Linked DNA regions of Homo sapiens: regions 2 and 3 are each linked to region 1. Evidence: read pairs that join two places in POLR2A ChIA-PET (ENCODE). Cell type or tissue: Panc1. All regions are shown on one strand.

What was found. ChIA-PET counts read pairs that join two places held together with the same protein. Peaks named below come from ENCODE experiments on the same cell type or tissue, not always from the same donor. Only the 100,000 strongest peaks of a DNase experiment are listed, where the experiment ranks them.
Region 2: POLR2A ChIA-PET joins it to region 1 with 12 read pairs; 1 of 35 experiments calls an interaction of 5 or more read pairs at or near these places.
Region 3: POLR2A ChIA-PET joins it to region 1 with 7 read pairs; 2 of 35 experiments call an interaction of 5 or more read pairs at or near these places.

What each region holds. Positions count from the first base shown.
Region 1 is chr10:124,060,781-124,068,780 of GRCh38, forward strand. All of the region lies in intron 1 of CHST15 (carbohydrate sulfotransferase 15), which reads right to left. Among named protein-coding and RNA genes, the nearest start is that of CHST15, 29 kb to the right of the region's middle. In Panc1, no CTCF peak of the experiment used is centred here; DNase peaks (open chromatin) are centred at 3,291 and 3,401; H3K4me3 peaks cover 289 bases.
Region 2 is chr10:123,841,155-123,849,154 of GRCh38, forward strand. CPXM2 (carboxypeptidase X, M14 family member 2) reads right to left here. Exons shown (of 14, transcript NM_198148.3): 4 at 1,195-1,334. Among named protein-coding and RNA genes, the nearest start is that of CPXM2, 47 kb to the right of the region's middle. In Panc1, no CTCF peak of the experiment used is centred here; no DNase peak of the experiment used is centred here; H3K27ac peaks cover 1,590 bases; H3K27me3 peaks cover 38 bases.
Region 3 is chr10:123,727,059-123,735,058 of GRCh38, forward strand. No RefSeq gene overlaps it. Among named protein-coding and RNA genes, the nearest start is that of CPXM2-AS1, 46 kb to the right of the region's middle. RefSeq lists an enhancer at 2,309-2,808. In Panc1, no CTCF peak of the experiment used is centred here; no DNase peak of the experiment used is centred here.

The sequences.
Region 1 (8,000 bases):
ACAAAATTTGCAGAGATCCAGCTTGCCTTGCTGGCTGCAAGCTGTCGGGGCCAGCCTGGGAAACCCCAGGGAGCTCTCACTGTCTTTCACCTTTGAGTACGAAGAGGAAAGTTTGAGAAGCACTGGTGTAGGGAGAAAGGGAAAGGAACCAGGATGAGCTGCCATTTTATGGCAGGCATCAAGCTGGGAACCTGCTTCCTCTCATCTCTTTCTGACTTTTAGACAACGCTAAAGGTAGGTGTAATCGCCCCATTGTGCAGATAAGAAAACGGTGGCTCTGGGTGGGGTGACGTGGCTTGCCCTAAATCACACTGTAAGTAAATGGCAGAACTGGATTTAAACACAAGCTGAAGCCCAAACTGCCTCTCACTTCATGGAGGATGGGACATGCACATTCACATTCACTCCCTGATATGGTTTGACTGTGTGCCCACCCAAATCTCAACTTGAATTGTAGCTCCCAGAATTCCCACGTGTTGTGGGAGGGACCCAGGAGGAGGTAATTGACTCATGGGGGCCGGTTTTTCCCGTGCTATTCTCGTGATAGTAAATAAGCACGAGATCTGATGGGTTTATCGGGGGTTTCCGCTTTTGCTTCTGTCTCATTTTCTCTTGCCGCAGCCATGTAAGAAGTGCCTTTTGCCTCCCACCATGATTCTGGGTCCTCCCCAGCCAGGTGGAACTGTAAGTCTAATTAAACCCCTTATTCTTCCCAGTCTTGGGCACGTCTTTATCAGCAGCGTGAAAACGGACTAATACACTCCCCACACAGTTTCCCATTGTTGATTGTGGGTAGCATTTGGGGGGCTATGCTTTCTGTTTACACATTCCATCTTGCTTCCAATTTTACTTACATAGAGCAAGCATCACTTTTGTAACTACAAAGATAATAAAGAAAAAATAATAAATGTTGCACAAAAAATGGTGTGGCAAATAGAAAACGGACTGGGCCTAGGCCTCCAGGACGTGAGTTCACGTCCAGTAAGACACGTCTCTGAGCCTCAGTTTCTTTATCTGTTGAAAATGCATGCACTCCTTGCCTCCCTCGTCAGATCAGGTGAAATAGGGAATTGAAATGAGGCCATAGGACCACATAAGGCAAGGCAGAGGTGGGCTAAAGACTGCGCAAAGCACCAGTGGGAAGCTCTGTCCAAGCTGCACTGTGTCCCCTCCTTTCTCAAGTTATCTTTGAATTAATAACATCTTTCCTCCAGACATACTATAAATCATTAAAAAAAAAAAAAAAACCCTTCTATTACCATTCAACTCCAAATGACAGGCCTGGGAGTGCAGCCGGGAAGGACATTTTCCCTTGTCTTCTCTGCCACTGCAATGGAAAACCCCAAGCAGACCACAGAATTCCCTGGAGTGGGCATGCATCTTTACACACACGCACAGACCAAAGGAACTCCAGGTCCAAGAGCAAAAGGGACAATGTGACCCCAGAGGATGCTGTTTTATGAATGTTCACCAATGCCCAAAGAGCGTTTGACAGAGGCAGCCTAGGATCTCATCCCATACAGCTGCTGGGCACATAGGAACGGGCACATACCCTTGTGGAAAGAGAAACATGGCGGGGAGGAAAGATGAAAAGCCAAAACCCAGAGGCAGGTGAACATCCACACGTGCCATCTGGTTTGTATCAACCCCTTACCGGCTGTGTGCCCTCGGGCAAACTGCTTTGCACTTCGGTGCCTCCCTTCGCTGATCTGTAGCAGGGAGATTAACGGCAGTACCGACCCCATGGACAGGCGTGGAGATTAGACGGGAAAATCCCCACAAAAATATGCCCATAGTGCCTGCCAACTCCAACTGCTCAACAAACGGCAACCACCACCACCAGCAGCCTCATTTCTTTTTCTTTCCTCCCTCCCGTTTCTGCAAACAGGATCTCAGCTCAACAGTAAGGACTTTGGCCTGGTGTATAAAGACCCAGCCGAGCCGGAATCAGTGGCCGAATACTTTTAAAAAGGATGAAGGGAGCCCGAGGCTCTGACAGTGAAGTGGCTGGCCCTAAATCACACTGCAAGTAAGAGGCAGGGCTGGACTTAAACGCAAGCTGAAGACCTCTCACCTCATGGAGGATGGGGACATGTACTTTCACATTCACTCATCAAGCAGTTTCCCATTTTCAAGAGTTGGGGGGCTTGGCTAAAGCTGCATGCAGACCAGCAATGTCTGAATAAAACTGCTTTGGAGAGGCTGGGAGAGAGCCCTTCTCCACCCTGATGTGGCCATGAAAACGCTGGTCCCACCAAGACACCAGGAGGCAAAGAGAGAGAGATCCAGACAAGAAACTAATTAAAAAATGGTCATTTCAGGCTGGGCGCAGTGGCTCATGCCTGTAATCCCAGCACTTTAGGAGGCCGAGGCGGGTGGATCACCTGAGATCAGCAGTTTGAGACCAGCCTGACCAACATGGTGAAACCCCATCTCTACTAAAAATACAAAAATTAGCCGGGCGTGGTGGCAGGCACCTGTAATCCCAGCTACTCGGGAGGCCGAGGCAGGAGAATCGCTTGAACTCAGGAGGTGGAGGTTGCAGTGAGCTGAGATCGCACCACTGCACTCCAGCCTGGGGGGACAGAGTGACACTCCGTCTCAAAAAAAAAAGGTCATTTCAGACCCTCCTTCTCCTTGTCAATTTCCTCTAGCTTTTTAGATAACAGACCTAGTTTCTGATAACTCCACTCAGATCTAGAATCTAGATTTCCAACCTCTGTAAAATAGGTCAAACAAGTATTTATTTATAGACCTATCACCCAAGACACTGAACTTGGATATGCCCAGTCCATCAAAAATGAATCTTTTTCTTTTCTCTTTTCCATTAGAGACAACCTAAAAGTGTTGATGGGGCATGGCTCGAAAAAAAAAATCTCACTAAGTTTCAGTATTCAGAGCTGGAAAAGTGAACATTCAATAAATATTATAACAAAGGCATGTTCCCCCAGAATACCCACATCTCTCCGGAGCACAGCGAAGACCTTGCTTAAACCACCGCTGTCTTGCTCATCCTGTCAAGAAGCAGGGGCAGCTGCCAGCTCTGGAAGGAAAGCCTTCTTTTGCAGAGAGGTAGAGTAGAGAGGGGAAGGGAGAAGTGAGAGTCAGCAATACAGCGTATGAATCAGACAGCTGAGCTTCCAGCGTTGTTTTGTGTCCTCAGTGCTATGTAAACATGATAATAAAAAAAACTTGTTCAAAAAATAATAAGTGGATCTTGGCTGAGGCACAGTCATCTCCCACAAAGCAAACGATCTATGGTATGAGAAATTAGTAACCTCTCTGAATTAATCACAGAAGAGTGGAATCTTTCTCATAAGATCTGGAAAGAATTCAGGCCTCATTATGAAGGCCAGGACTTTCTTGCAGATAGCAGATTTCCTCCTGGGCTAAAACGAAATCTCAAAAAAAAAAATAGACTTACGAAAAGTCATTGTAGCTGACTGGTTCAAGCTGACTGGTACAATCAAGACCTGCTCTGGTTTCTGTTTCGGAAAAGTAAATATTTGATCAAAGCACACAGTTTTCAGACCTGAAGTCATTTCAGATTAAGTAAGAATTTCGCTTGATGCAGTCAAAGTGCCTGTGTGATGGCCTCCCCATCCCCAAGGCCTTCCCCATCCTTGCAAAGGTACAGCAGTGGCCACGGAGCAGAACGCAAGCCCCTGACTGGGAGTCCATGGGGATTCAGGGTGCGCAGCGTAGGCACAGCCCTGGCGCTGTGGGGCTTGCGGCCCGGGAGACACCACGAGATCATGAAACAACCATACCCACTCTGTGACTTTGGGCAGGTCCCCCAAGCCCTGAGCCCCTCTTCGTTGCTGGGCTGTACCTGGGAACATTCAATCCCCCTTGCAGCACTGCATCCCCCCAACCCCACCCCCGAGCCCCCACTCCTGCTGGCGGCCTTTATCTCGCTGTCTCTGTGTGTCCATCTCTGCCTCTCCCAGCCTCCTTAGCCAGATCCCATTTTCCCCAACACCACTGGCCCTGCTAGATGCATTCGCTCTTGCTCACCCTTCAGATCTCAGGCAAGGACCCCTTCCCTGAAACCCCAGACCACACTGGCCCTGCCCTGATCCTCCAACCCTTCCCACTTCCGTTTTTTGTGTGTGCTTGTCTGACTAGCATCCGCCTTAACCAGCTGACAGTCCTATCAGCTCTGTGAAGGCAAAAGAGTCTCTTCTTTTGTTCGCTTTTACAAAAAAAAGTCCTGAAGAAAATTCTAAAGGTAGGCAGGCAACACACATAAAAACATAGCCCAGTCATAAAGACAGAATGCCCAATACATGTTGGGGGCGGGGGTTAAATTTAAAATTTGGGCTGAGCGCGGTGGCTCTTGCCTGTAATTCCAACATGTTGGGAGGCCGAGGTGGGAGGATGGCTTGAGCCCAGGAGTTCAAGACCAGCCTGGGCAACAAGGCAAAACCCCATCTCTACAAAAAATTTAAAAATTAGCCAGGCATAGTGGTGGTGCCTACAGTCCCAGCTACTTGGGAGGCTGAGGTCGGGGGATCTCTTGAACCAGGAGATCCAGGCTGCAGTGAGCCATGATCATGCCACTTACACTGCAGCCTGGGTGACAGAGCAAGACCGTATCTCAAAAAGAAGAAAAAAAGTAAATAAGTAATAAAACTTGGTAGGTTTTACAATTCTGCCTCTAGGCTTAGTCTCTATGTCACTGAAAACCTGTTTCTCCATGACTTTCAGGCAAATTGTTGTCACCCAACCCTGCTGTGGGACTGCTGGGGGTTGGCCCCAGGCTTCACTGGCCCTGGGGTTCCCGACACCCACAGAGAGCTACTCCCTGCCCCTCCCCCGCCAGTCCTGCTGGGAGCAGACACAAGGGTGATTCTGCGGGCCCCATTACGGCAGCTCATTCCCACCAACCTCAAGAGCCCCTTCCTGCCTCTTCCAAATTAGCTTTCACCCTTAACAAAACATGCCAAAATGATATGTCTCAGTAAATTATATGATTCTTACCTGTGGCCAGAAGTCTTGTTTTTTCCGTTTTGTTTTGTTTTGACCCATTCTCAGTTTCGTATAACCCTTTCAGGCAAATTTCTGCACCCAGAAGATATAATTTTTCAGCACATGCCGCAAAATCCCAGGTACTGAGCTCAGGACAAAAAAGAAGGGGGAAAAAAATCCCTCCTCCCTTTTGGATCATTTGCATTCCTTTCCCGTAAAGGAAACTTGGAAACGTTTCAAAAGCATCGAGTATTCGGAATCAACTAAAAACCCGAATTCTTCTGTCTTTTTGTCTTTTTTTTCTTATTTGGTCCCCTCAGTCACTTTTTCCCCTCTTCTACCCTTCAGAAAAGGCAAAATACCAGTTACCTATCTAATAAAATGAGTGCCTCCATTTAATCAATTTGAGAGATTCACTGGGTTTTATGGGAGGACTAGATTTGGGGGTTTAAAACATTATTCCTCAAGTTACAGAGTGTTGGGCTAGGAGAGCTTTGAGCGTCGACCAGCTAGGGGAAGGGGGAGGAGGCTGAAATGGAAAGAAAGAGACGGATGTTTCTCAAACTTCTTTAGCTAACACACTGCGAGTCTGGGACTCGAACCCAGGGCTGTCTCTCTCCACCACCGCCAAGACGTGTTCTGTCACTGCTTCTGCATCTATTTCTGGGACTGACCCACACCTCCTCTTATGTAACTGGCTGGGGGAAAGAAAAAAAAAAACGAGTTTACACGGTCACAAAGCAATTTGCAATTATCTTCTTTCTAAATATTCATAAGCTGGGATTATTTTCCCCTTTGGATGACAACACAGTCGATGACATCGCTGGAAAGTCTTTGGTTGACTTAGTTTTTCTGAGGTTTTCACACCCAAAACCTTGAGCAAAAATGAAGGATGATGAACAAATCCCAAAGGTGCTTTTCCTTAGAAATGGCCAAAAGCGTTCACCTTACAATTTAAGCAAGAGGTGGAGACCTTTCATCTTAGGATGGGGGCACCCCACCTGGGCTGCCATGCACCTCCCTCCTGGGGAGGTGGGCTCCAGCCCAGCCACAGCTCATTTCCTGGGCTGCGTCTCCCTGTTCCCCTGAGCAACCAAGCCCAACCCAGCCACAGCTTTCTGAGATGAAGCCAGCACTTTTGGTGACAGCACATGCCTTGGGCTTAGCCTCCTCCTTTTGTCCCATTCTTCCTATCCCCACTAGGACCTGAGCCACCCGCAAGGCGCTCTGCAGCTGGGGCAGAGGGGCCATTTGCACATTCCAGAGTAACTGGCTGCACTTAGCACTGTGCCGGGCATGCAGCCCCATCTGAGTGACAAGACAGTCGCACCCCAGACTCCACATCCTGCACTTAGTGCTGGGAACACCAGGACTTCTGCAAGTGGCAGACTTCCAAACTCCCTTAAAAATCTCTTTGGGGATCACAAAGAAGAGATTAGGAACATTTTTCAGAGCATGAAGCCCAGATATTTATCGTCCATGGATATTTTCTGGCCAGTGATCACATTCACATCATTCGTGGAAATCTCTGGCATCTACTGCACTTATTCAGACCAATTTGCTCAGTAATCAGTGCAGGTGCACTTCTGTCCTGCTTCCTAAGATATGCAATCCAGTTGGGCATGGAAGCCGCTAGAACAGAAGCTCAGATCCAAACTGAGGCACTTGAGAGATCACACTGTCGGAACCTCTCATCTCCCAGATAAGGACCAGGAGCAGGCCATCTGCCCCAAACCAAGGCTGACTTTCAAGCCTGATAAACAGGGAAGTTGGAGACTTCTTCTGCATGTTGGGCAATTAAGCTTATAAGTGGAAGTCTGCGCCCTCAACTACTTTCAGAAACAGATTTAGAAACAGATGGTTTTTGTGTTTTTGGTTTTTTTGAGACGGAGTGTTGCTCTGTCACCCAGCCTGGAGTGTAGTGGCATGATCTCAGCTCACTGCAACCTCCGCCTCCTGGGTTCAAGCGATTCTCCTGCCTCAGCCTCCCAAATAGCTGGGATTACAGGCGACCACCACCATGCCCCGCTAATTTTTGTATTTTTAGTAGAGACGGGGTTTCACCATGTTGGCCAGGCTGGTCTCGAACACCTGATCTCGTGATCCGCTGGCCTCGGCCTCCCAGAGTGCTGGGATTACAGGCGGGAGCCACTGCGCCTGGCCTAGAAACAGAAGTGAGTATCATTTCCCCCAAGGAGAGTTGGGTTTTCAAGTTTCATTAAAGGTTGTGTCTGCGGGTGCAAAGTGAAAATGATACATTGAGGCAATTATCCAGATACGTAATGTCAAACTACCAGAAACTTTGCCTTAATTAGTGAAATAACTGAAGCAAAAAATGAGTATATGCCTAATTCCCGGAATAGCTGGCTCGAGCTCTCACCTGCTCGGGGGGTCAGAGGCAGAGCCAAGGGGATGGTGAAGTCAGTCCCCACGCTGCAGTGGTTTACATGCTGACCACTCGGGAGCAGAGTGGCAGTTACCAGGACATGGGTTATCTAGACAGCTGGAGTTCTCATCCTGGCTCCACGGCCTGACACTTAGCCCACCTCAGTTCCTTATCTGAAAAATGGGGATGATGTGACAATATGTAGTCTAATGGAGCCACAGGGAAGACTGAGATAATCCATGGGAAGCACCAAGCAAGGACAGGGCACCTGGGAAGTTCAGGAATCGTTGGCAGTGCTCCTCATCATGGTAACCATCACTGTCACTGTTATTCCTGTTTCCACCTGCTCTTTGGCTTTTTAGCTGATGGGCCGGGTACATGTCCAGTCTGGTCTGTGTCACACACTTCCACATTTTATTCCAGCGTCTCCTAGAGGGCTGGCTTGCTGAAATGCATCCGAAATGAATTACTTTGCTGTCTGTTGCAATAACTAGTCCTTCATATTCAAATCCAGAAAAAGATCAAAACACATATATTTTAATGTCTTCTAAGTCCGTTGTGAAAAGCATCACTATGCTCTTATTAAAAATTCTGCTTTCATCACCTGCCTTAATATCCCTGTTCTTGAATTAAAAAAAGAAGT
Region 2 (8,000 bases), 220 kb before region 1:
ATAAGTTCAGAAAGCACCTGAGGTCCTGCTGACCCTACTGCGCCCCTCCACAAAGCCCCCAAGCTCTGCGTGACCACCGTCCACATGGCTGGAGCCACACAACATCCCTCAGGGATGCAGCTCTACCTCCGTCTCCACAACCAGCCCTGAGCCGCCGCGGTCGACAGGGTGATTTTGTTCATGTATTTTTGCTTGCTTGTTGTAAAATAAACATAACATAAAATTTATCATTGTAACCATCTTGAACTGTACAGTTTTGTGGTATTAAGTTCATTCACATTGATTTGCAACCATCTATCTCCAGAACTTTTCATCAAGCTATACTGAACCTCTGTACCTCTTCAACATTAACTCCCAATTCCCCCTTCCTCCTAGCCCTGGCAACACCATTCTAATTTCTGCCTCTGTACATCTGACTGCTCTAGGTCATCATGGAAGTGGAATCATGCAGTGTTTGTCTTTTGTGACTGGTGTATTGCACTCAGCAGAATGTCCCCAAGCTGTACCCATGTGTAGCATGTGGCAGCATGCCTTCCTCTTTAAGGCTGAATAATATGTTTCACTGTATGCATATGTCATAAGACGGAGGGTTTTCAGGGGCTGCAGCCCATCTCTCCTGTGATTACCATCAGATCACACTTGTCACTGTCCCAGCCTTGGCCCTGAGTGAAATTCTGAGAAATGAGACCCCTTCTCATTCTCAGGCCTCAAGCTCTGTCATCCTTGACTTTCACTACTTCTCTCGTGATCCTCCATTTAGGAACCTAGATTTCCAGTCCTTCTTTCCAGGATCTGGACAATCCATGCCCTCTACCCCAGAACTGTGTACTCACTGTTTGTCCAGAGGTCCTGCCTTGGGCTGTGCCCTGGCCACCAGTCAAGACACTAATATCTCGTCCCAGAGCTGCCTAAACCGCCTGGATTTCACTGAGTCTGTGTCTACTCTGCTCTACCTGACAGGCAGATCTTTCTCTCCACTCCTGTACAGGGGGAGGGTGTCGTTCTGAAACGCACCATCCCCCCCAGGAGAATGTGTCGACAACGAGCCCAGCCTCCTGTTCATATTCCAATTTTCTCCTCTTCTACTGCCCATCACCAAACACCTCTCTGCAACTTCCAGACCTGTGTCTGTCCAGACCCTCAAAAGCTAGACCCAAAACAGGGTCCAGAAAGCATATGTCCAGGTACACTCACAGCCAGAGGGAGTTCCTCCCTTGAGTGATGACACCAGTGAATCTGGTCAGGCGCCGAGCATCCACTTCAATCCACTGCTGGAGGTCATTTCTTCCCGCGCACCACGCTCCGTCATAAAAATCATTTTCATTAATGCCCGCCTAGAAAGAAAGAAAGCGGTGTTCTTCAAAAAGACTCTTAATTGAAGAAAATTAAGACATATCTTTTCCTGAGGCTGAGAGGAAGGGAGGGAGGATAGGAGAAGAAAATGAGGAAGGTGTTAAAGAAAAAAATAATTGTGCCCTGAACTCCTCATCCTAAATCATAAAAGGGAGTTGCTTAGTATCCACAAGTTGAAAATATTTCAATATACCATGTCCTCTTTTTGCCCAGTGTGAAAGATGAAATTTAATGAGTACTCCTACTACTCATTCATCTAGCACACATAAACCATCTCCCACACAGCAGCCCACGCACACCAGGTGCTGGGGACGCAAAGGTGAATCGTTCCCTCCCAGAACCTCGCCATCTAGGCAGGAAGAAAGATGTGAAAATAGATGAATTAGAACACAGTGGGGCCGGTGCTATTTCAGGAATATGAGCAAACCGCTGCGGGAGCATTTAAGGACAGAATCACTAACTTAGTGTGGGGCTGATCATAGACAGAAAGCCCCAAGACCAGGGGATACTTGAAGTAGGTGTTGAAGGGTAAGTTTATCCAGTGAACATTTGTTTGTTAGTGTTTAAGTCATTTGATGTGTTCAGTATCAGCTGCTATTACTACCAAAAATTCTTTTTTTTTTTTTCAGAGATGGAGTCTTGGTATGTTGCCCAGGCTGGCCTCAGACTCCTGGGTTTAAATGACCCTCCCTCCTCGGCCCTCTGAATAGCTGGGACTACAAGCACACACCACCATGCCCTGCTCCAAAATTCTTTTGATCTGAATTTCCAAGATAGGTAAAGTTTTTGCTCTGGAATTTTCTCTATATTATCACCATGTGAAGAGATAATTCCCTGACTCCTCGCCTCCCAAAAAGGACATTTGAACCAAGTGAAGCATCCTCGTTTATTAACCCTATTTTTCCATGGCTATTTCACAGAGCTATTTTTTTTTTTTTTTTTTTGAGACGGAGTCTCGCTCTGTTGCCCAGGCTGGAGTGCAGTGGCGCCATCTCAGCTCACTGCAAGCTCCGCCTCCCGGGTTCACACCATTCTCCTGCAAAGCTATTTCTTATGATCAGATTAAAAAAAAAAAGTCTGAATGATAAAAATGATCAGCCAGCCCATCTTCCCTATCTCTGAGCATTTCAACTCAAATTCTGGGGACAGCCTTACTTTTAATTGGCAATGGAAATGTGAAACTAAGAGTCCAGCTATAGGCGTGAACAACTTGGCCAAAGGTTCTGCTGAGCAAAACTCTATCCATCACTGTACCAGCTAACATAAGCGTTCTATCAGGACAAAACCACAGTACAGTGTTAGACATCTGAGGCTTAGCAGAGAAGAATAGAACTGCCACATAGCCTGAGACATGTACCCTATAGAATCATGGAAACTGGAAGGAACTGTCCATCAAAGACTACTGAACAGGATTTGAAATTAAATTTAAGGCTCCTGGTTTTGCCAGCCTGAATATTTTGTTTCTGCTGCCAATCTCAGTTCTTTCTGAGCACACTGGACAGTCAATTAAATGTAGCACAGTGTCAGGGGAATGGAGAGCTCTTCCCAAAGATGACTCATTGGGAAGTGACAGCCACCTCTGCAAAATCGATTATGAATTTAAAAAGCAAGTGCCTGGGAGAATTCAGTGAAAGAGGAGGTACCAGCCCCAGAGATGTTACAAAATTATACCATCGTGCAATAAATGATATTCAGATGATGCCTCCGAGAAACCACGAGAAGAATGCATTCATCTCTTTCTCTTTAATAATGTAGGGAAATCGCTGATAAATTTTGGAGAAATTTCAACTAAAAGTTGGTGAACCAAAAGGTTTGATTCTTTAAAGGGTACACTAGTCTTGAAAACGTCACTAACGTAGAATGAATCTACTACAATACCAAAAAAAAACTGAGAATTAATGTAATTTTATAAAGGAAATTAAATTATATGCATTTTTTTTTACCTTAAAGAAAGCACACCAATGCCCCTAACAGACTCAATTTTGCTTAAGATAAATGTGGGAATTATCAAATCCAACACAAAGAGAAAACCTGATACTGTCTAAGGTCAATCTAAGAGGATTTTTCTGTTTCAAGATGATGGGATAAACACATTAGTTTTTCTGTGTTCTTCTCTCAAAAGTCAACCCCAAGCAAAGAAAGCAAGACACAGAAATACAACTTTGATCTCTGATAAAACCAAAAGACATATGAAAGCCCTAAATTACAATATATGAAGACAGAATCAGATGGAGGAATCCTGAATGACTCAGCAAGAGAAGGAAGTGCAAACGTCAAAACAGCACAATAAGAAGCAAGCCACACAGAACCTTAGAAAAGCTGAGAACCTGGGTTTCAAGATACCTTTGGGAGGTGAGGGTAAGGCAGGACTCAACAGGCAATTGCTTCAAAATGTGTATTAAAAAAACAACTAGACTGGGCACAGTGGCTCACGTCTGTAACCCTAGCTACTCAGGAGGCTGAGGCAGGAGAATCACTTGAACCGGGGGGCAGAGGCTGCAGTGAGCCAAGATTGCACCACTGCACTCTAGCCTGGGTGACAGAGCAAGACTCAGTCTCAAAAAAAAAAAAAAAAAATACAATTAATTCCCCCATATCTCCACCCCCACTCCACAGAGGACCTGAAATTTTTCTCTGAAAAGAAAGCAAACTGTAGAGACCCTGGATTGGGGATACTAGGCACAGAGGAGGCAGGGGTGCCGTGATGGATGAAAACAGTAACCTCTGGGGGCATCAGCACACTAAAGAGTGACATGTTCCAGCTCCTTCCCCCAACCAGCTATAGAACACCATGCAGTCAGGTTTATAACAAACAGAAAAAAAAAATGCAAACTATAATAGAGAACAGAAAAAAGGCTTTAAAAATCTATAATTAATATTTCTAGAAAGGTCTTGATTTCATGAAACAAGAACAGAATACTCTAAAAAAGGAAAAAGCACTGAACAATAAAGAGCTCTTGGAAATTAAAATGTGAAAGTTGAAATTTTTAAAATGTCAGCAACTTTTAAAATAGAAAGGCTTTCTATTTTTAAAACAAAAAGGCTAAAAAGATAAAGTTGAAGAAATCTCACAAAAGGAAAACAGTACACAAAAATAGACAACAGGAGAAAAATAAGAAAAGCAGAGGAAGAAATCCAGAAGAATTTTAGGGGGAAAAAAACGACCAAATAAAAACTGTACTTTCCCAGTTAAGTCTTCAAAACATGTAAGAATCTAGTACACATAATAAACTAATATACACACCATGGAATATCATTTTGAAACTTCAAAACATCAGAAATAAAGAAAAGATTCTAAAAGTTTCCAAAGAGGAAACAAGCAGTAAAAGGAACACACACAAAGAAAGAAAGAGGAATAAGAATGACATCAGAATTCTCAATAGCAGCATCTGAAGCTAGAAGAATGGAGGGATGGTGCTTTCAAAGTTCAAAAGGGAAAGATTTTTCATCCTAGAATTTTTACACTCAGCCAAACTATCAATCATGATGGCAAAATAAAGACATTTTCAGATTCACAGACTCTCAAAAAATCTATTTTTCATACACCATTTCCATGAAGCTACTGAAGCAGCAGTCCCCAAACTTTCTGGCACCAGGGACTGGTTTTTCCACCATCTGGGGGTGGGGGATGGTTTTGGGATAATTTAAGCATATTATATGTATTGTGCACTTTATTTCTATTATTATTAAATTGTAATATATAATGAAATAAAATTACACAACTTACCATAACGTAGAATCAATGGTAGCCTGAGCTCGTTTTCCTGCAACTAGACATTTTCATCTGGAGGTGATGGGAGACAGTGACAGATCATCAGGCATTAGATTCTCATAAGGAGCGCACAACCCAGATCCCCTATATGCACAGTTCACAGTAGGGTTTGCGCTCCTTTGAGCATCTAATACCACTGCTGATCTTACAGGAGGTGGAGTTCAGGCCGTAATTTGAGCAATGGGGAGTGGCTGTAAAAACAGGTGAAGCTTTGCTCTCTGGCCTGCCACTCACTTCTTGCTGTGAAAGCCCCGTTCCTAACCGGCCATAGATTGGTACTGGTCTGTGGACGGGGGACTTGGGGACCCTGTACTAGAGGATGCACTCCAAAAAAATGAGGCAGAACACTACAGAGAGGAATATATCAGACCCAGAAATCAAGGGTTCCAACATAGCAGAGAATTATCAGAATGATGGTGAAGAAGACCCAAGACAGTAGACATGTAGGAGACCCAGAGAGTAGCCCATTCAGAATGCAGCAGGTGAAATGGCTTCTGAAAGAGTATCTAACAGAAACGTAAAACACAAAGCAGGACTAAAAACCACTGAACAGATGTGGCTGCATAAAAAATGATATTGAAGGTTTTTTTTGTTTGTTTGTTTTTTCAGATCCAGACCTATTGCAGGGTGTGGGGAGAATATGTTCTTAAAAATACAAGCAGGCCCAGGAAAACAAAAGGTTGTTAAGAAATGATATGAAGTAAATATTTCCTGACTCAAAATTAAAGTATTTCTTGGCTCAGTAAGTAGGAAGCAAAATTTTCAGTCATAATAATGAAAACCTTAGATACAGATTTACCCAAAAATTGAGCTACAATTTTATTGGAAAGATGGAAGAGAGGAAAGGGGTGATAAAAATGGGTGATAGCCTCATCTTCCAGAATAGGGATCTAAAACATCAAGTCTACATCTATAAATTGATACAGATCAATATGTGCATATTATTTAGAAGTGAAGATTTCAGGCCAGGTGCGGTGGCTCACGCCTGTAATCCCAGCACTTTGGGAGGCCAAGGTGGGTGGATCACTTGAAGTCAGGAGTTCTAGACTAGCCTGGCCAACACGGTGAAACCTTGTCTCTACCAAAAATATAGAACATTTGCCGAGTGTGGTGGTACAGGCCTGTAATCTCAGCCACTCAGGAGGCTGAGGCAGGAGAATTGCTTGAACCTGAGAGGCGGAGGTTGCAGTGAGCCGAGATGGCACCACTGCACTCTAGCCTGGGCAACAGGGCGAGACTCTGTCTCAAAAAAAAAAGAAAAAGAATTGAAGATTTCAATTCCCAAAGAGACAATTAAAAAGAGTTTCCAGTAGCTGTGCCATCCACAGTGCTTGATGGTAGTCAGGGGCCGGGTGGAATGTGAAGTGTGTTTGTTTGTTATAAAATTGATTAAAACAAGTTTTAAAAAGCAATTTTAAAAAGTAAAAGGAAAGGGATACATAGATATAGAGGGTGACTGATACAATGTCTACTGTTGATTCTTTCATTTTTCAGGTATCTACAGAGCATTGACTACGTGCTAGGTATTATGCAAAGGGCTTTGATTTCTGAGAGATAGAGACAACAGTGAATATCAAAATCATTCTGCGGCAGTGAGTCACTGATCTGCACTGTACATATTTCATAATCATGGGCTGCCTCTACACAGAAACATCTGGAAGCAAATAAAAAGTCATATCCAAGTGAATGTAACTATTTAGTGACTCCAGGATAATTGACTTACAGCTGCCTCTCTGCAGACGTATCCCAGGGCTATTTGGAGAGAAACAGGATAAAGTGATAGTTATTTTAAAATATTTTTGAGAAAAAAATTTAGAAGCAATAGCTGAAACTATAGATTATCAGCAAGTTAATGCCTTTTCAGGGGGAGGTTATCTAAAAAACGTTAGCTGTGACATTTGATTAGTAAAGTAAGTAATCTGCCATAAAATGGCCATCATGTGGTCTGAATGTCTGCCTTCAATAAACCTCTGTAATAAACCACTGCTATAAACCCATAAAACTTTCCAGGTGCAATCTGCTGATCCTTCTGCAAATTGGCAATGCACCTTGTCCCAATTCCAACCTTAATCATCGGTAAAGTAGGCTGTACAAAAACACTGTATTCATTGTTTTTGAAGCAACTTTTAAAACCAAAACCAATTTCTTAACTATTTCCTTGCATTGGCCAAGGAAACTAGTAAACATCCACGGTTTAAAATTAAAAATATTTAAAAATAAATTCTATTCAACACACCATAAACCATTTATTAACTATTTAAAAGAAGAAAAGATGAAGAAATATACTAACTGAAAAAGAAACAGGCAAATGTTTTCACATCAACATTCTAATTCAATTTAACTCCAATCTGGGAAATGCTTTAGCCATTAACATTGTATATCTATGGAACAAGTTTAATTCTTAAGCAATTATTAATTCATTTATGAGTGACCCAATAAAGATTGTGTGTATCCTCCTATGCACTCCAAGAAGGCAGCACAGCTCAGAATCGCCTTCAGAAATGCATGCAGGTCAAGTGCAAGTCCTCATTCTACAGCTCATTATTTAAATACCCCCAGTTAGGTCAGTTGATCTATAAAATGAGGATAGAAATAAAATATGTGATAATACCATTGTCACAGTTACAAGTATTTTGTATGGTGCCTGGCACAGAAAAGACAGTCAATACATGGAAGCCACTGGGGGTACAAGTATGATTCCCTTTATGTTTAGTATGTGCCTGCTGTGACCTGTGATTAAATTTGCTTTATGGTACAATTTCAGTTTTGTTCTATTAATAGTAAGTTAGGTCCATTTAGCCCATTGACAGATGTTCTTTGTCTGAATGAATCATCCGTGTTTCTTAGATATTCTATTTTTATTGCTTCCTGTGGC
Region 3 (8,000 bases), 330 kb before region 1:
CCAGTCATCCTTGGCTCTATAGCATCTCTCAGGATTGCTGAACCACATATGTGTGCATGTAGATGTGAATTTAGGTGTTATGCATGAACACATGAACCATGGATCCCCACCCAGGCAGACCTTATAGAGATAAGGTATATTTTCTCCCCCAGGACATTTCATTCTTCTGCAGTGACAGGTCCTCTGTCTCCTAATCCCACCATCCTCTGGCCCATCAGGAAGGCTCGAGGTTTACCCCAGCCTCATCTCTCCCTCCAGAAAGCCACTTTCTTGGACAAAGATGCTTACATCCTGCAGCTCTTTCTCCACGCCCTTCTTGAATGACTTCTACTTGCAAGGTGGCTGAGTACATCACACATTGGACAAGGGATTACCTCACCTGACTCCCTCCACCTGTGACCCCATGGTATCATCTTCTGTACATCCACAGCAAACCCACTGGGACCGAAACAACTAGAGAAACCCGAAGACCTAGCAAATGCCATTTTGGTGAGGACAGAGACATTTCCTGTTTCCATCTCTGCTTTATCCCCTGAGCCTTGCACAGTGCCTGGTAAACAGTGGGTGTTTGTAAATACTTGATAAATAAGTAAATCAATGAATCGGTGTTCACCCCAGCCTTTAGTCCTTTTCCTGCCCTCCTGTTACCAGTGGCTTAGGATTCCTTATAACCAACAGTGCATCAGAGAGATGCAGGCAGAGAGATTCCTGGGCCTTCACTGGTCCAGGTCTTGAAATGGTGAATTCAGAACATCTTTCTACTCAGTTGTCCCATGCATGGGTCATTTGCCCCGGCTCACCTTGCAAAGATACCTCACTTGGTGTTACAGATGCCAATGGTGACCAGCGCCAGTCTCCTCAGTTCTGTCCAAGGGCTCTGCATTGCTGGCTTTTCTCACTGGGCCCTCTGTGGGCACCCAGGAGCCCACCAGCCTTCACACAAGTGTAGCTTGAAAGTGCAGGGAGTGAGCACCCTGGGGATAAGCCTTGGCCAATGGGAGGGGAGCAGGGGACAAAACCTCCCATCCTGCACATGGCCATAGCAAGACCATAGCAAGAGGCATTCCATAGGCTCCCGCTGCCATTCACAGTGAACTTCATCCTAGCTTCTCCCCTACCATGTCCCTTTCTCTGTTCCCTCCCTCCTGCTTCCTGGAACCACCCCCCAAATGACTCCCTGCACTCAAGTTCTCATCTCAGACTTGACTGTTGGGAACCCCCAAACCAAGGCACACAGTTAGACAAAATATCCCATTGTGGATATTGTTGCTCCAAACTCCCATCTTGCAATCTTTTCAATCGTCTGTCCTTTACTAAATGCCAGTCTCTCAAAATTTCTGCTGCTTGATAATTGGAAAAAACCTCAGGCAAGTTCCTGGCCATCCCCAGGCCTCATTTTCCCATCAGGAAGAAGGAAACAAGCACACCTGTCTCCCCAGTCTCCCTGCCTGGCTCACTGGGCAGGCAAATGTGTGGGAGGTGATTGCAAAGGTACCAGATTTGCCAAATATACGCTTGCAATTAAATCCAAAGGCCTGTCCCACAGTTGCTTGACTTTTTTTAAAGGCCAATTTATCCTCCTTTCTTAAAGACTAAACAATTTTTCCACTTCATTTATTAAAATAAAGCTCTTTAACTTGCACGCTTTTAGACAAAAGCAACAGTACTCTGAAATGACCCCATCACTTCTCAGTGAGAAGCTGTGCTCCCTGTTCTTTGTGCTTCTTGGGATTGCAAGTGCGGCCTTTGTGAGTGCTCTGTGGGCCTGGAGCAGCCACACGGAAAGGCTCACAGCTGAACCCAGCAGTAGCATCACCTGCCTTTCCCCACCCTGGTTTTTTTTCCCTTTCTAATTTGGGGTCCTCTTATAGCTCCTCAAATACAATGTACTCGTGTCCCTCAGAGCCACTGCACAGACTGTCCCCTCTCCCTAAAGAGACCCCGCTCTTATCCTCCCCCTCCCCTACCCCACCCAGTCAGCCAGCTGAACTCTGGTTCATCTTCTGCATCCGGGTGAAAGGTCACCTTCCTTGCCAGTCAACCCCCACCCTCCCACTGCAGTCATCAGAGATGAGCAGCCTCTAAAACCTGCCCTCGAGGTGCACATACATGCCTTTGCTGTCACCTATGTTAGAACCACAAGGCTGGAGTCTTTCCACCTTAAGAGTTCCCAATGCCTATTCGATGGGACCACAGCAGACACTCAAGAAAGGCTTTTCACAAAGCTCATCTTAGAACAAACCTGCATTTTTAGGGATTCTGTGCCTCTTTGAGCCTCTAGGGAGCAAGTAGAGGTGATTTGCAGGGAGAACTTGGGCATTTCCACACCTCTGACCTTACAACCCTCAAGAGCACCAACATCCCGTCCTGATGCTGTGTGATCCCCGCTGCTCCAATAGTACTGTGGGTGTTGGCACAACAGACAGAGCCTGAGCTGGAAAGAGATTCTCACAACCAAAGCTAGGGCTGCAGGCGAAGGACATCGCCAGTTAGCAGCACTATGGAGAGAAACTCTGCTCTGAAGAAAAGTCCGTATATCACTATCCAGAGGCAGTGGATCATGAACAAATACTCCTGTGAGCCAAGTGCACGGGTTTGGTTTGCCTCCTCTGTACTAAAAGGGGTCAGGGTAGGGTAAGCGCTTAGTATGGCTCCACCTGTGGAGCCCTCTGTGAGGCAGCCTCACCTCCTCATTTGCATAATGGAGCTGAGGGGAATTTCCTGCCTCCCCTAGGGGTTGCTGAGAAGAACAAATAAAACGATGGATGTGCAAATCCTCTATAAATTGCAAAGTGCCATGTAAATGAAAAAAATATTTACCCTATATTCCTAAAAAAAGAAAAAAAATGAGGGCAATAGAGTTGACTCCAAAACATGAATTTTTAAAAGCAGCACAGGATCCTTCTCGGCTGTCTGCTGTTCTCTGTGGGCACCTTGCAGGTGCTTAGTTCCACCACCTTTCCTCTGCAGATGAGGACCCTAAGCCAGAGCAGAATGAAGTCACTTGCTTGGAATCACACAGGCAGTGAGTGACAGAGTCTGAACTCAAATCACTTCCTCTTTCTTGTGGAAATAAAGACCAACCAAATGGGAATGAGCTGTTTATTCCGAGCTTGCTTCAGCAAGGGAGGCAGCCATCATCACTTGTGTTTTCATAGAAACTCACAAGAGGAAAGGCAGGGAGAGGCCAGCCACAGTGGCTCACACCTGTAATCCCAACACTTTGGGAGGCCAAGGCAGAAGGATCACTTGAGACCAGGAGTTTGAGACCAGCCTGGGCAGCATAGTGAGATGCCCATCTCTACAAAAAATTTAAAAAATAATTCACTGTGTACGGTGGTATATCCCTGTAGTCCCAGCTACTCAGGAGGCTAAGATGGGAGGATCACTTGAGCCCAGGAGATCAAAGCTGCAGTAAGCCATGTTTTTGCCATTGCATTCCAGCCTGGGAGACAGAGTAAGAGACCCTCTCTAAAAAAAAAAAAAAAAGCAGGCAGAGGAGTGGGAGAGCTTCATAGCAGAAGAAAAGGAAGCTTCCGGTGGTCCCTGACTGGAGGCTGCGGGCACAGGAAGCTGTAGATGGACTAAGTAGAAGCAGAACATTCTATGTCATTGGTTAGGGGAAAAATAAAAATCTAACCTTCTCTGGTTGGTCCTAAGTTGGAAGCAGGGACAAAAACTAGGGAAGCGGTTCTTTATTATTGGAGCCTTGGTCATTTTGGACAGACTGTTACAGAGGTTACTGTGTGGCTTCCTGAATTGCGCTAGATATAGTGGCCTGGCTTCCTGCAAGTCTGACTTATAAATAGTAGGCTGGTTTCCCAGGCTAGTTTTCTGGACTGGTTGCTGCAGGTTGTGGGTCAGAATTCAATTGCTATAGATGGTCAAGCCTTCCTTGCACTATATAGTCAGTCTCTCACTTTCCTGTATCACCTGACTCAAAACCCACTGCTTTCACAAACAGGATGTCTTTCTTTATCAGGGTTTTAGGAACATAGATAATTTTATCCTTAATGAAATAACTAAGCAAGCAAGCACCCTAGGAAGCTCATGACCTTTTCCGTTATCCAGAAGAAGGATCTCATAAAGTTCTTTATTGATCAACTAGAAGAGAGGAAGCAATGTTTGGAAATAGCATGTTTTCATACTCTGTAAATTCAGAATTGTCCAGGATCACTGATAGGTGTTTACCAGGCTGAAAGTTTCCACCCAAATGTGTGAACACAGCAGCATTCACAGCTCCAACAAGGTTAGTGTACACAAACATTTTTATTCTCATCCTCTAATTCCTTTTTGTTGTTGTTGTTGTTGTTGGTTTGTTTGTTTTTGTTTGTTTGTTTGTTTGAGATGGAGTCTCCCTCTGGTCACCGAGGCTGGAGTGCAGTGGTGCAATCTCGACTCACTGCAACCTCCACCTTCTGGGTTCAAGCAAGGCACGTGCCACCATGCCCGGCTAATTTTTTGTATTTTTTAGTAGAGACGGGATTTCACCATATTGGCCAGGATGGTCTGAATTTCCTGACCTTGTGATCCGCCTGCCTCGGCCTCCCAAAGTGTTGGGATTACAGGCGTGAGCCATCACGCCCGACCCTCGTCTTCTAATTCTTAACAATGGCTGCCAAGTTATGAGGTGAGGCCCAATGACAGCTCGGGCAATGTTAGAAATTGTAGGCGATTTGGGGAGGATGCTGGGAAAGGGCCTCAGTGCATAAAGGAACATCTGAAAACAGCTGAAAACAGCCCAGTAACAGTGTTATTCATTTTAGTCACTGTGTAGTGTTTTGGCTTCTGGTATCTAAAGTTCTCAGGCAGATTAAATTATGAAAATGTAAGCAAAATTGTTCCTGAGTTCTGTGTTGCTTATGAGTTGGAGATGTTGACTTTTGCACCATCAGAGAGACCTGAATTGGAGTCAACCCAGAAGCTCTTTGAACCTCATCTTTTAGGAATTTTCATGGAGGCTTCATCATATAGACATGGTAAATTATTAGCCCAGTCTCTATCCCCTGTCCCTCTCCTGGAGGATGGGATGTGGGGCTGGAAGTTCCAAGCTTTTAATCATGGCTTGGTATTTCTGGTGATTAGCTCCATCCAGGAGCCCACTAAGAGTAGCCTCATTGGAACAAAAGGTGCTCCTATCACCCAGAAAATTTCAAGGGATTAGGTGCTCTGTATCAGGAACTGAGGTCAAAGACCAAACATTCAAACAAAAGATACACCTAGCACCTCTATGGCTCAGGAATTACAAGAACCCGGGGACAGAGACTAAATATATATTTCTGATTGTAAATCACACTATCACAATATTGCTCCCCCAAAAATACTCAGGGTCCTGTTCTGACAGATGCAGGGGATATTTAGAACCTCAGGCTGAGTTCCCCGGAAACAGCTTCTGGGATAAGGATGTGTGTGAAAGAAATTTATTGGAAAGTGAGTCCAAGAAAACCTGATAGGGGCGTGGAGACCTTCGATCAGGAAAGGAAGGCACCAAGCAAAGATGTGATGTCAAGGAAAACCTTGGCTCAGTCCCATGGGAAGTTCTGGGGACCGTGTAGAATCCAACTCAGAAATATCCTGATCTAGGAGCGAGAGAGCTGGGGTATTTATAGACTCACACCCATCACTCATTGGTGGGGGAGTGCTCCAGAGAACAGCGTTCCCAGGCACTATGGCTCTCCAAGCACAGGCAAGTGAGCTCTGAAGGCTGAGGGCAGCCCTATGCCTGGAGGGGCCAGTGCCCTCTCTTCGGAGTAAGAGCTCACCTCTCAGCAGTCTTTTGTTTGTCCATTTGTCTATGTAAATGAGATAATAATTTTGTGCCTACTAGGAAAGACAAGAGCTCTTTGATACTTGGAACTGTGAGTTTTTATGAGTAGCAGCTAAAATGGTAGAATTGAAGCTATAAACTATCTACGGGATCATAAGTCTAGGTGTCTATAATTCAGAAAACTACCTTTCATTGTGTATTTGATGTTTTTGTATATCCAGAGCGTATTAATAAATTGAATTTTAAAAGTCTCTTAAATTAAAGGAGCTAGGTTGGGCGCAGTGGCTCACCCTTGCAATTCTAGCACTTAGGGAGGCCGAGGCTGGTGGAATCTTCAGAGGTCAGGAGTTCAAGACCAGCCAGGCCAACATGGTGAAACCCTGTCTCTACTCAAAATACAAAAATTAGCCGGATGTGGTGGTGCATGCCTGTAATCCCAGCTACTCAGGAGGCTGAGGCAGGCGAATTGCTTGAACCCAGGAGGCGGAGGTTGCAGTGAGCCAAGATCACGCCACTGCACTCCAGACTGGGAAACACAGCAAGATTCTGTCTCAAAAAATAAAAAAATAAAAGAGCTATATTTTGGTTGGATACAAACACTTCTAGAAATGAAATTTTCCCAAATTACGAGAAAATAAGGACATTAAACTTTTAATACTTGAAGTGTGTCAGCCAAAGCTAACTTAAAAGCATTTTAGGAATCCATATAATTAAGGTAAATCTTTGGCAAATGAGACTAGTTTAATAATTTTGATTAATAACAAGGCAGCTATGTCTTTCTAATTAATGCTATGTATAACACGAGGTAGATTTTATTCTACTATACACACTGTTTCCTAACCTTATTCAGGTTTACTGCTCAAATAAGCTAGCATTATTCCTAGTTAATGTTTAACACTACAAAAAATGTAAATTTGTGTTCAACTAAATGGTATCATTATTCTGACAGACTGTATACAGACATGCCTCATTTTATTGTGCTTTGCCTTATTGTGCTTTACACATACCTCATTTTTTTTATAAATTGAAGGCTTGTAGCAACCCTACAATGATCCGTTGGTGCCATGTTTCCAACAGCATATGTTCACTTTGTGTCTCTGCATCACATTTTGGTAATTCTCACAATATTTCAAGCTTTTTCATTTTGATTTTATCTGTTATGGTGATCTGTGACTAGTGAGTTTTGATGTTATTATTGTAATTGTTTTGAGGCACTATGAACTGCACCCATGTAATATGGCAAACTTAATCAATGAATGTTGTGTGTGTTCCGACTGCTCCCCTAACCAGCCCTTCCTCCATCTCTTTCCCTTTTCTCAGGCCTTCCTGTTCCCTGTGATAAAACGATATTGAAATTAGTCCAGTTAATAATCCTACAGTGGCCTCTAAGTGTTCAAGTGAAAGGAAAAGTCACACATCTCTCACTTTAAACCAAAAGCTAGAAATGATTAAGCTTAGTGAGGAAGGCATGTTGAAAGTTAAGGTAGACCAAAAGCCAGGTAACTTGTGGCAAACAGCCAAGCTGTGAATTTAAAGGGAAAGTTCTTGAAGGAAATTAAAAGTGCTACTCTAGTGAACACACAAGTGATAACAAAGCAAAACAGCCTTATTGCCAATATGGAGAAAGTTTGAGTGGTCTGGATAGAAGATCAAACCAGCCAAAACCTTCCATTAAGCCAAAGTCTAATCCAGAGCAAGGCCCCAACTCTCTTCAAGTCTATGAAGTCTGAGGGAGTTGAGGACGATGTAGAAGAAAAGCATGAAACTAGCAGAGGTTGCTGCATGAGGCTTAAGGAAAGAAGCCGTCTCCATAACATAAAAGTAGAGGGTGAAGCAGCAAGTGCTAATGGAGAAGCTGCAGCAAATTATCCAGAAGATCTAGCTAAGACCACTGATGAAGGTGGCCACACTAATCAATGTATTTTCAATGTAGACAAAACAGCCTTACATGAGAAGTAGATGTCATCTAGGACTTTCATAGCTAGAGAGAAGTCAACGCCTGACCTCAAAGCTTCAAAGAACAGGCTGACTCTCTTGTTAGGGGCTAATGGTGACTTTAAGTTGAAGCCAATGTACATTTGCCATTCTGAAAATCTTAGGGCCCTTAAGAATTATGCTACATCTACTCTTCCTGTGCTCTATAAATGGAATAACAAAGCCTGGATCACAGTACATCTGTTTATAGCACGGTTTATTGAATATTTTAAGCACACTGTTGAGACCTACTGCTCAG